Linked DNA regions of Homo sapiens: region 2 is linked to region 1. Evidence: chromatin contacts called from ENCODE Hi-C or POLR2A ChIA-PET data. All regions are on one chromosome and are shown on one strand. The core of a region is the stretch at or near the end of the contact, and the rest is flanking DNA. Distances in the headings are between cores, read along the strand shown. Region 1 holds the start of APOL1 (apolipoprotein L1). Region 2 overlaps MYH9 (myosin heavy chain 9).

Region 1 (5,760 bases), core at 3,163-5,662:
ACCTGCTGTCTCCAGGTCTTTTCTTCTGTCTCTCCAAGTCTGTGTCCTGTCAGCTCATTAGCATAGGGGTCCAGCATGACAAATATAAAACGGTGTTTAACATTCTTTGGATTATGTTTATATAAATGTGTTATTAATATGTGTTCCAAAATTGTACGAGATTCTATAGGTCTAATATGTCTTGGCATATGTTATCAGAAACTATTATTATTATTATGTTAAGTAGTTGTTTGCCACAGAAATAAAGTAATTTCCTTGTCGAATGTGTCTTTACCAATGCTGTTCTCATACTTTTGTTATCTGCAAAAAGTGTTTACTTTACATCTCAAAAAACAGTTTATGATCAGCTACAGATTGTGCCATCGGACTAAGAAAAAAATAAATCTTCCAGGACTGTAATTCAAAAGTTGATGTGGTCATGAAGATTGCTAACCCAATATCAAGTGGAAGAAGGTTATTACATGGGAATGAATTAATGGAGAACAAAAATAAATTTTTAATGACTTTTTGTTTAATATACGACTGATTCTTTTGTTTTGTTTTTCTTAGTCAAGAAAACTTCTTTTTCCCTTTGGGCTCCATGTAGCTTTTAACAATTGAATAAAGTATACTCTTGTGAGCAAAATTTGAAGCATATTTCTTTCTCACTATCTGATTTCTCCAGAATTTGGAAACTATTTGTGAGTATTCTTAGTTCATGGCAATAGAGTTATTTGCATAAGTTCAGTTGGAATCTGTTTTCTTTCATAACAGGACACAACTAGAGACACTGGTTATTTTACCAAGGCTTTGACTGGCATGGCATATTTCCACATGTACGTAGGCTGCTTTGAGTAATGGTGGCTGGCTTATAGAGCCGATGAAAGCCTCTTTGAAAAATTTTCCTCAAACTTTGCCTATACAGTTCCTTTACAGGGTTCCTGTCCTGTGGTAAGTAAAGAATGTCACTTTCTGACAGGCCCAGGAAGCCCAAGTTACCTTGGGACCTTGAGGAGAAAGGAACTCACCTAATATATATAGGCATCTGCAGGCAAATATAAATCACTGGCTGAGCTTGAGATTTTAAAAGGCCTACTCTGAGATATCTTATGAAAAAGAAAATATTGTAGCAAAGTCAATTTCCAAAAGGAGCCCATATGCCAAATAAGTATTCTTGCTGCACTTTATACAAATGATCAGGCCAAGAACCATCAGACTAAAACTTCTGTTGCAAATAAATTAGCCCTACTATGATTTGTCTTTGGTAGAAATACAGGACTAGAGAGAGAAAAGGTATGTTTCAAAAGAAACTAGAGAATGCCTGTTATTGGATTCTAGCTTTCTCCATTGTTTTCTAGCCGTATTGTTTGTCCACAGTTTATCTGGACTACATACTGAATTCTTTCCTGGCCACAAGTCTCCAAACTAATATTTTGCTTTTCTTTTTCTCTCATTTTTCTGACTTGGAATCACCAGAAATCCAAACTGTGCTTTTCTTAAAGTCCTGCAAACTGAAGCTTGAAAACTGTGTTATAGTGAAGGAAGAGAAAGACCCTCTCATATTATTTTTATATTGTTTTGTACTCAGTACCTGTTTTAAGAAAAAACAACAAGGAAGTAAAACCAAAGACAGGCAGCCCGGCGCCAGGCCCGAAACCAGGCCTGGGCCCGCCTGGCCTAAACCCATTAGTTAAAAATCAACTTATGATTCAGAAGCCGATGTTATTCATAGATTCCTTACATTATGTAGAAGAACATTGTGAAACTCCCTGCCCTGTTCTGTTCCCCCCTGACGACCTGTGTATGCAGCCCCTGTCACGTACCGCCTGCTTGCTCAAATCAATCATGACCCTTTCGTGTGAAATCTTTAGTGTTGTGAGCCCTTAAAAGGGACAGAAATTGTGCACTCAGGGAGCTCGGATTTTAAGGCAGTAGCTTGCCGATGCTCCCAGCTGAATAAAGCCCTTCCTTCTACTACTCGGTGTCTGAGAGGTTTTGTCTGCAGCTCGTCCTGCTACAATAGAATTCAGACCAAACTCGTGACCAGAGACTCATTTGCTTCTACAGTGTTTTGTCCAAAAGATGTTGAAGAACGGCCAGGCGCAGTGGCTCACGCCTGTAATCCCAGCGCTTTCGGAGGCCGAGGCAGGCAGATCACAACGCCAAGAGATCGAGACCATGCTGGCCAAGATGGTGAAACGCTGTCTGTACTAAAAATACAAAAATTAGCTGGGCTTGGTGGTGCGTGCCTGTAGTCCCAGCTACTTGGGAGGCTGAGGCAGGAGAATCACTTGAACCCGGGAGGTGGAGGTTGCAGTGAGCCGAGATCACAACACTGCACTCCAGCCTGGCAACAGAGCAAGAATCTGTCAAAAAAAAAAAAAAAAAAAAAGTTGTTGAAGAACAAGGAGAAAACGTGAAAGGAAAATCAAATCTTGGGACCCCAAAACTCACTGGAAACAGTTAAGCTTAGAAACGGAGTCACTCCAAAACCTGCCTTTGTTTTTGCTTCTAAGCAGATATTTGCGAAGACAAAAGGCAACATGTTCCCCAGGTAGCCTCCTTCACAAATTGCTCACAAGGAAACTCCTTGTGGGTCCCAGCAGTTTTTACCCTGAGGCAGACTTTGTGTAATTTCATTGTGACAATGCAAATTAGCAACTTATCTTTACTGGTACATGATAAATAACAAGACTTCTGCCCACCCTCAGAAAAATGCACATATGCCTGCTTCCTCTACTCTATGTTCATTTTTATCTTATATAAAATGTAGACGAACTGTGCATGAGACGAATGAATAATTGACTGTTCCTCTACCCCCTCCTTTCATAGACAACCTGTGGATTCAAGGAGGGCTAATCAAAGCTTCACAAGAATGTGACCACTCACCTCATTACCTATCCTGTCTTTTTTCCTTTCCTCCTTCCACTCCTGCCTGATTTTACACATTTAAATACTGGAGGCCTCAAAACCCTCTGTGAAAAACGAGTGGACCCCAGAACCTCCTGTGACTTGTGTGACTTTTTCCTGGGTGCATCCTCAACCTTGGCAGAGTAAACATCTAAACTGACTGAGACGTGTCCCAGACCCTCTTTGGTTTACAAGTCTTGCCTCCTCCCTGAGTTGCTGGATGAAAGCAACGTCCTCTCTTCTTGCCTCAGTTTCCTCATCTGCAAAATCAGATCATAATCCTGGCCCATTGAGGGGATGATTATAAAACTCAATCAAATGGAGAAGCATTTGCAAATGGAATGTATTGCAAAGTGTATTGTGCAGTCCCTGTGTAATCACCATTCTCTTCCTGCCTCATAAGCTGGTGTGTGTGTGTGTATGGGTGGGGTGAGGTGGACACGATGCCCCCAGAGATGTTTGCTCAGGATGAAATAGGCCCCCATGGAAGGGTCAGGTTGGCTTCTGTGGTTTAGCTGCCTTTGAGGCCCTTCTGCCTGGGGCAAAGCACAAAAGTCCAATAGCAATCTGGTTGCATGACTTCCTAGTCATGGAAGTGTGGCTGAGCAGTGGTCTCTAGTCCCTCCACCCTGTGTGCCTCGGGAGTGGAACACGGGGCAGTGGCCTCTGCTGGGGAGGATGCTGGGGGATCTCTGAAAGGAGGCAATGCCTGATTTTGTCACTGAACGATGAGCATGATTTTTCCAGGCGGTGGAAGCAGGTGCTCCCGGCAGAAGACCCCATATAAGCAAATATCTAGAAGCCACAAGGCATGGCCTTCAACAAGAGCAGGCCTGGTGCGGTGGCTCATGCCAAGGTGGGAGGATCACTTGAGGCCTGGAGTTCAAGAGTAGCCCAGTCAATATAGTGAGGCACCATCTCTAATATAATTTTTTTAAAAATTAGCTGGGTGGTTGGCTGATACCTGTAGAACCAGCTACTCAGGAGGCTGAGGTGGGGGGATGGCTTAAGCCCAGGGGTTTGAAGCTGCTGTGCGCGATGACTGTGGCACTGCAATTCAGTCTTGGTGACAGACTGAGACCCTGTCTCAAAAACATAACCAAAATAACCCCAACGGCATTACAATAAATATACAATAAGCATCCACAAGGCATGTGTGGGAGACTGTGCTTATGCCGATGGCACGGGCAGGAGTAAGGCAGGCATCAGGGGAATGTGGATGCACGGGAGGATGGGGAGTAATCTGCAGGGTCCCATAGTATGTCAGTGGCAGGTCTTTCTCCTTGAGACCACAGCAGACCCCCAGCCCTGAGGATGCGAGGCAGGTGGGTTGGATGAGAGGGATCTGGATGTCTGGTCTCAGGCTGCTCCTCTAAGGGCAGCAGCAAGGAGGGTGGGGCTGGACTGAAGGTGGAGGGGAGCGTGTTTGCTGTGCTTGGTCATGAGCTGCTGGGAAGTTGTGACTTTCACTTTCCCTTTCGAATTCCTCGGTATATCTTGGGGACTGGAGGACCTGTCTGGTTATTATACAGACGCATAACTGGAGGTGGGATCCACACAGCTCAGAACAGCTGGATCTTGCTCAGTCTCTGCCAGGGGAAGATTCCTTGGTAAGTTGGGGACAGTTGACCTGCCTCCATCTTATTCTCACAGCTTTTGTAGATAAGCTGGGAGAGGTTAGGTGACTGGTTCAGATAGACAGGAAAGTAGCGGCAAAGCCTGGATTTGCACCCAGGCTTGAGTCTGATTGCTTCCCCTCTCCTGCTGGGCTCTTAAACTATAGAGGGTTGGGGAAACAGCTCAGATGGGTTCACAAAGCTCCCTGGGCTCAGCCCTGGTTTTGACTGCTGAGACACGACTGAGTGAACCCAGAAGGAAGGTTTGTGTTGGGGGTGCCCATCTCTTTGGGAAATTTGAAGGAACCAAAGAAGGTGGAGGAGAGGAGGTGACCCAGATCCCAGCCTGTTCTTATGGCCAGGCCACACCAAGGCTGGCCCCAGGGTGCTGCTGCTGAGGCCCAATGGGGGCAACAGAATTTTTTTTCAGGTACAAGGAGTTCAGAGGTCATCTCACCCACCCTGAGTCTGAGCACCAACTTGTGCCAGGCCCTGTGGGGAAACTGAGGCCCTGGGAGCGGAATGACTTGCCCAGGGTCCCGTGTCAGGAGGCTGAGCAGGTAGATCATAGGACTCCACGTCTCTGGCCCTCACCTCTGTCCCTCTGTTCAGACTTCTGGGGTGATGGAGAAGAAACAGGCTGTGCTGTGTCCCTAATGGGAAACGTGGCTGAGACAGGGGAGTGAGAAGGGTGCGTTGCAGAATGGTGCCTGTGGCATGATGCCAGCTTTGCAATCATGAGATTCAAAAGCCACACTGTGGAATTGTGAGTATAACTACAGGAGTGAGAGCTTAGATCTCTGTGTTCATAGAAGGAGAATCAAACCTGGAAACTTTTGGATTATTAAAATCAAACATTTTTGCTTCAATATTAGAGTCACAAGGGCAGATGTTGGCCTCCCCTCTGCCCTCCAAGAGCTGTGTGACTCTGGGAAATTCACCTCCCCTCCCAGCCTGAGTATTTTCCCCTGTAAAAAACCTGATAGAGCTGCCAAAAGTCCATGAAATCAGGGGGGTAATTTCTGTGAAATCTGAGTCATGGTCTTATTTGTTCTTCACCAAAAAGAGATGATGAAGCCTGTAACCCCAGTGCTGTGGGAGGCAGAGGCGGGAGGATGACTTGAGGCCAGGAGTTCAAGACAGCCTGGGAAACACAGGAGATGCTGTCTCTATGAAATCAAAAATTAACAAATTAGCCCAGCATGGTAGTGTGTACCTGTAGTCCCAGCTACTCAGAAGGTTGAAGGAGGCGGAT
Region 2 (5,379 bases), core at 51-2,550, 78 kb after region 1:
CACACACATAGACACGCAAGCATCTGTGCATACACAGTCACATATGGAGGTAGGTGTACAGAGGTACGTGTGCACAGAAATACATGCGCACACACGTGTGCAAAGCCATATACATAGATCCACACAAGGCACACAGCTGCACACGCATTCACAGATGCATATCCACAAGCACAAGTGCAAACACAGGCACGCAAGGCACATGTATTCACAGGTGAATGTGAACATACATGTATGTACATAGCCATGCACACACACGGATGTATGCACAGGCACACACACTTCAAATTCCGAAACCCCAGAGCCAAATTCAGTGTCTCCTCTCCATCCACCCGAGCGTCCCTAGCTCTCCCACTTCTCCAGCCTTCCCCGTCCAATTCCTGAAGCCAATTTACCACTGTCAACACAGCCTAACCATACCTTAAAGAAATCTGGATTTGTTCTGCCAGGAACATTCATCTGGACAAATGCTTTCTGAAAGGCAAACTGCTGGGAGGCCTCCTCATTGCATCTCTTACCGCACTGCTTAGTATCCTAAATCCACCGGCCGGATGCACCACGAATCGTACCATGGCCCCATGCAACCGAAAAGGTCTTTCCAATGCTCAGGAAGGGTTTTGGTCTGTTATCTTGTGTGGCCTCCAATAACCTTACAAGGTATTGTATTGTAATGTACAAAGCAGGTATTATCATCATTGTTTTGCCATCTTTCCACACAGCGGTTCTTCTGGATTTGTTCCTGATCTCAGAGGCATCTCTTCTGGGCAGTGGGGTGGTTAGAATTCTTAGCAACCAGTGGGCTCTTTGGCCTACTCAGTTTACTCTGCAGCCCACCTCCCCACCCTATGCATTCTAGTGGAGACTGCCATTGGCGCCCACCCCATCAACCCTTCCCCGCACTGTCATCTCACAGGATGAGCACATTCAGAGTCCGGCCCAATCTGCTTGTTTTGGCTCGAGTCCTTATTTGGCCTGTAAGGACTGAAGGCTTATTTGAAAACGCCCTTCCTTCCTCTAAACGGGAGGAGGCCGCCAGGGACAAGCCTCTTCTGGGACACGAGCCCCCTGCCAGATGAAAGTCTAGCCGTGGTAGGCGCCTGAACCCACTGCCCCAGCCCCTCTCTTGGTGAGGGTGGGGTAGAGATGGGGTTATGAGTCACTCTGCAGTAGTTTTCAGACTTTTCAAAAAGCAGCGGCAGTCCTTCCTCAGATAAAATCTTCCCAAATTCCTGAGCAAGGGACAGTGGGTGGTGGAGACAGGGTTCCTCAGAGCACAGTTTGACAACCACTAGTCCATGTGTCTGGAGCAGTTCTGCAAAGGAGGAAGCCACAGCCGAGAGCGCTGTGGCCCTGGGTTCCGCTCTTCCCCACGCAATGCCTGGCCCCTTGACCTCTCTGGGAATGAAGGGACTGCTCTGAGGATGGAAGGAAATGGTGTTCCTGTCGTACACGGTGTGAGGCAGATGCCCAGACATGCCGTCCTCACCCGCCTGCTGTCTCGGAGCTCCCAACTGAGCAATTCCCTGGCACCGCCACGAGAAAGTCTTTCATAAAAGTTACAAATTCAGGAACCAGGCCATTTTCTCCCTGGATTTCATTTTCAACCGAAAATGTCCTGAGGCCAAGCCCATGCAGTGAGGGCATCTGAGCTGATGTGGCCATCTACCTGTGGACAGGTGTTTCCAGCCAGCTCAGCAGGCTGGGCCCAGGAGGGAGGAAGGGGAACCTGACCGCAGGTATTTCATCCCAGGTGCAGACTTCTGCTGGGGGCTTAAGCCTCACTTCCTCTGTGAGAGGAGCTGCAGCTCACTCTTGTCCATAAAAGGCCACGAGGCTCGCAGAGCGGTGACATCAGCCCAACAGGAAGTACAGAGGAAGGGGCCTGCTTCACCAGCAGCCACTGCTGGGACTGACTCATCACCCAGCTCCCAAGATCACACCTCCCGAGGTTCCAGCATGGAGCAGCTCTCTCGGGCTCCACCTGGGAGAGGTCCCTGCAGGACCCCATCTTCGGCTCCACTGGGCTTCTTGAGAAATGGGTATGGGCCAAGAAAGAAAAACAGGAAAAAGGGCAGTTTCAGGTTGGACAACATGCCCACGTTGGGTGAGACTGATGGGATAATCTGAGACAAATGGGACCAAAACTTTCCACCACCAGGGAGTCTTCTGCTTTCAGGGAAACTCCAGAGTGGCCCCTGGGGGGTGGCTTGCTATATGTGTTGGCACTGTGAGCCCTGCCCTGCGTTGCCAGGATGGCTTGATCAGAGTTGCACAAATGGGGCTGAGAACTCAGGTCTCTGGAAACCTCACGCACCCCAGGACTCCCCTCCATCGAACACCCCTATGAGCACAGCACTCGGCACCTCCCGCAGGCCTGCCTCAGTGCTGCAAAGAAAGGGCCGCGACACTCTCATGACGAGAAGCTCTGCTTCTCCACAGCCAGCTCAATTCACAAGCTTGGGTTACAAGTCTTTGGGAGGCAAACAGAGAGGTGAAGAAAAGCAAGTGCAAAATGATGCTTCATATTAGCAGAGGCTGCAGATCTGTGCCGAGTGGGGTGGAGCTTCCTGGCAGCCTGCCTGCCTAGCAATCTGCCAGCAAAGGAGGAAGCCCCTTCCGTCGCTCCCAGGCACACAATGTGGTCATGGGCGAGTGTGCCCTCCAGGCCACCACGGTAGGCCCAGACCAAGGGACATGCCTGCTCAGCAGCATCCACACCAGAAGCCAGTTCGACTCGGCCCAGTGCCTCTGCCCCATAGCCCCTGTGATCTCCCAGGTGGAACCTGGTTTGAACCTGCTGAGACCCAAGTCCCCACTTATAGGAGGCAGAGAATGGGTAGCCCTCCCCCTCCAGACACTCTGGATAATTAAAAAAAAAAAAAAAAAAAAAAAAAAAAACCTCAAGGTATTGCTCTTAACTTTCATTATGTCAGACTAAGCGAGGCCCCAAACAAGCCTTCTCTTGGCCAAAATGCATTAGGAAAACACAGGTAAGTTCCCAGCACACAGGCAAATCTGCCAGAAACAGCACTGCTGTTTCTGTGGGTGGGGCCAGGAGGGGGAAACTTCTCCTTCTGGGGTTGTTGCCAAGGCAGCTCCAACAGGTTTGTCAGACTGGAGGGAAATTCAAAACCACATACGAGTGCTGACCACCCACAGCACATGCCACCGGGACACTCCCAGTCCGGTTCCGCCTTGCTCCTACCTAACATTTCCCTTGCGAAAAGGAAAGACAAAGCAGGAGGGGCCCCTGTTGACTTCTGCAGAGGGCTGGATCAACAGGGAATAAGAGGGAAGGAGCTGGGACACACACAGGGAGCATGGCAGACACAGCCAGGCACTGCTCATGACAAACTCAGCTCCCTGTTGGAGCACAAACAGGCCTGCAAAGACAGCAACCAGCTTTGTGAAACTCCTTTTGATGAGTCAAACGTGCTTGAGAGCACCAGGGACATCAATGGTAGGAGGTGAACAGTTAACAGCGCATGAACACGTTGCCTCGGAGGAGCGGTCGGTAGAAGGAAAGGCATGTCGGTGACTGTTAGGCTAGGATTCACTCCTGGAGCACGGCTCACGCTTCCTCTCCTTTCAGCTTAGACCTGTGCCCTGTTGTATCTGTGGACCAGCTCATGTGGAAGAGACAAGATCTTCAGGAAGAATCCCAAAGCCAGGTGGGAATGACATCCTGAGCCCCCATCAGTACTGTCTGTTTGCCAAAAGAAAACCTGGGGTCTCAAGAGTTTATGGAGTTTATGATCAAGGTCCACACGGGGCTGACAGCCTTGGTCAAGACTAAACAAATTTGACAGAAGCCACGTGCAGAATCCCAACTTTTATACCTGCAGCTTTTCAGTTCATTTATCTTTCTTTAGTTGTAGGGAATTACTTTGGTTCTCAACTGATAACTTCATTCCAGAAATCAGGTATGTAAAAGAAAGCAACTCCTTTCTCTGAACACACTGTTGTTCAGCCCTGACAAACTGGGACACAGTTCAACTGAAGTCTCTAAGCCAGAGCTGGAGAGAACAGGAAAAACGGGCTGGTAGGTGACACTCACCAGGCAGCAAGAGAACTCGTCACGGGAGGCCAAAAGCACGAAGTGGCTTAGTGATTAGGGATTTGATGTGAGTTTTTGTTGTTGGTTTATTTCAGGGGATGGGGAGCAGAAACAAAAAACACTGGGCAAAGCTTCCAAACACCCCCACCCAAAATTTCAGGTTCTAAGAGGCCACTTCCTTTTTATCTCCCGCTCAGTGGGCCCAGAGCAAAGCATGGTGGGCCTGTTGGGTTGGATTTACAAAAAAAAAAAAAAGTAAGCCTAACGCTGAATCCTTGAAAAGGGCCCGTTAACTGCAGATTCCTCTTCTAGAAAGAAGAAGTTCTAGAAATGAGACTGACAGGCAGGACCATGGGTAGTTCAGCAGCCTCATGCTGGGGCCGGGCTTTCCTTCCTGGAGGAGCAGCACAAAGCAGCCAGCTCGCATCAGCTCGAGGACAGCGCCTCCCGGCTGCAGCCATGGTGTTGGGTGGTGGCCCAGGGCCTGCTTCCCACAGCACCTGTCTGGTCCACCAGCATCCCAGGGAACAGAAAAGTGTCTCAGGGCTGCAGAAGAACCAACTCTGGATCAAGCACATCTCCTAAAGCTCCACTGAGGCCACATCAGCCCCAGGCCTCAGCTCTGCGTGGACCAGACCAGATAAGCCAGGACCGCGTCTGCTATCGCGTTCCAGTGTGTGGCGCGGTCGCTGCAGGGGCGGCTGTGACAACTCACTTCCTGCACCTGGACTCTCGGGAGAGTGTTTTTGGGGAGATTCAAATGGCTGCCTGGAAGATGCATTTGGCCATCACCTTCATTAAGCGAGCAGGAGTGTGGACGGAAGGAATGAGCGATTTGAAGCCTCCGTGGAAGGCGGGGCAGTTCAGTCAAGAAGTGTTTGGACTCCTACTGCCAGCTCTAACAGGTACTTATCGCAGGCATCACACACACGGCGTCTTACTTCTTACCATGGCCCTGCCCAGGAGTGTCATGAAGCCCAAGAGGAGGACAAGAGGACAAAGGCTCAATTAGAGTGAGTTGACTTGCTCCAGCCAGGTTGCAGTTAGGAAGCTAAAGAGGCAGATTCCTGCTCTGTCTAGTCCAAAACCCACAGTCTCTCCTCCACGACACACTTCCTCTTGCTCAAAGGCAATACGTGGCACTATTCCCAAGTCTAAGGCTGAGACAGGCCCAGCAGCCCCTTTTTGGTGCCCTATAGAAGTGCTGTGTCATCTATCAAAGGCCCGTACCCACCCCAGAAGCTCTCGAGGCTCGGTGGGGCGCCCCTCCTCTGTGCTAGTCTCTGGCTCTCATCTTGAAGCTGATTTGCCTGTCTCTGAGCACG

Evidence for each region. A loop is a pair of places that touch in the nucleus more often than their neighbours do. ChIA-PET counts read pairs that join two places held with the same protein, here RNA polymerase II (POLR2A). Pooled maps may share reads with other maps.
Region 2: a loop to region 1 is called in a map with no recorded cell type, with 2.9 times the contacts of the local background. The contact joins the enhancer-like site here to the promoter of APOL1 in region 1. A Hi-C loop is called at or near these places in 1 of 37 single-sample maps with no recorded cell type and 5 of 50 pooled maps. POLR2A ChIA-PET finds 5 or more read pairs at or near these places in 1 of 52 experiments (CD4-positive, alpha-beta memory T cell).

What each region holds. Positions count from the first base shown.
Region 1 is chr22:36,248,721-36,254,480 of GRCh38, forward strand. It overlaps APOL1 (apolipoprotein L1), which reads left to right and starts at 4,413. Exons shown (of 6, transcript NM_003661.4): 1 at 4,413-4,499. RefSeq lists an enhancer at 4,466-4,525.
Region 2 is chr22:36,329,796-36,335,174 of GRCh38, forward strand. All of the region lies in intron 3 of MYH9 (myosin heavy chain 9), which reads right to left. Among named protein-coding and RNA genes, the nearest start is that of MIR6819, 46 kb to the left of the region's middle. RefSeq lists enhancers at 1,113-1,742, 1,242-2,441, 1,743-2,372, 1,916-1,965, 2,006-2,065 and 1 more and silencers at 2,946-3,035, 3,086-3,135. Within about 2 kb of position 1,301, at least 41 of the 41 ENCODE cell types and tissues checked have a DNase peak (open chromatin) inside an H3K27ac peak, as active enhancers do.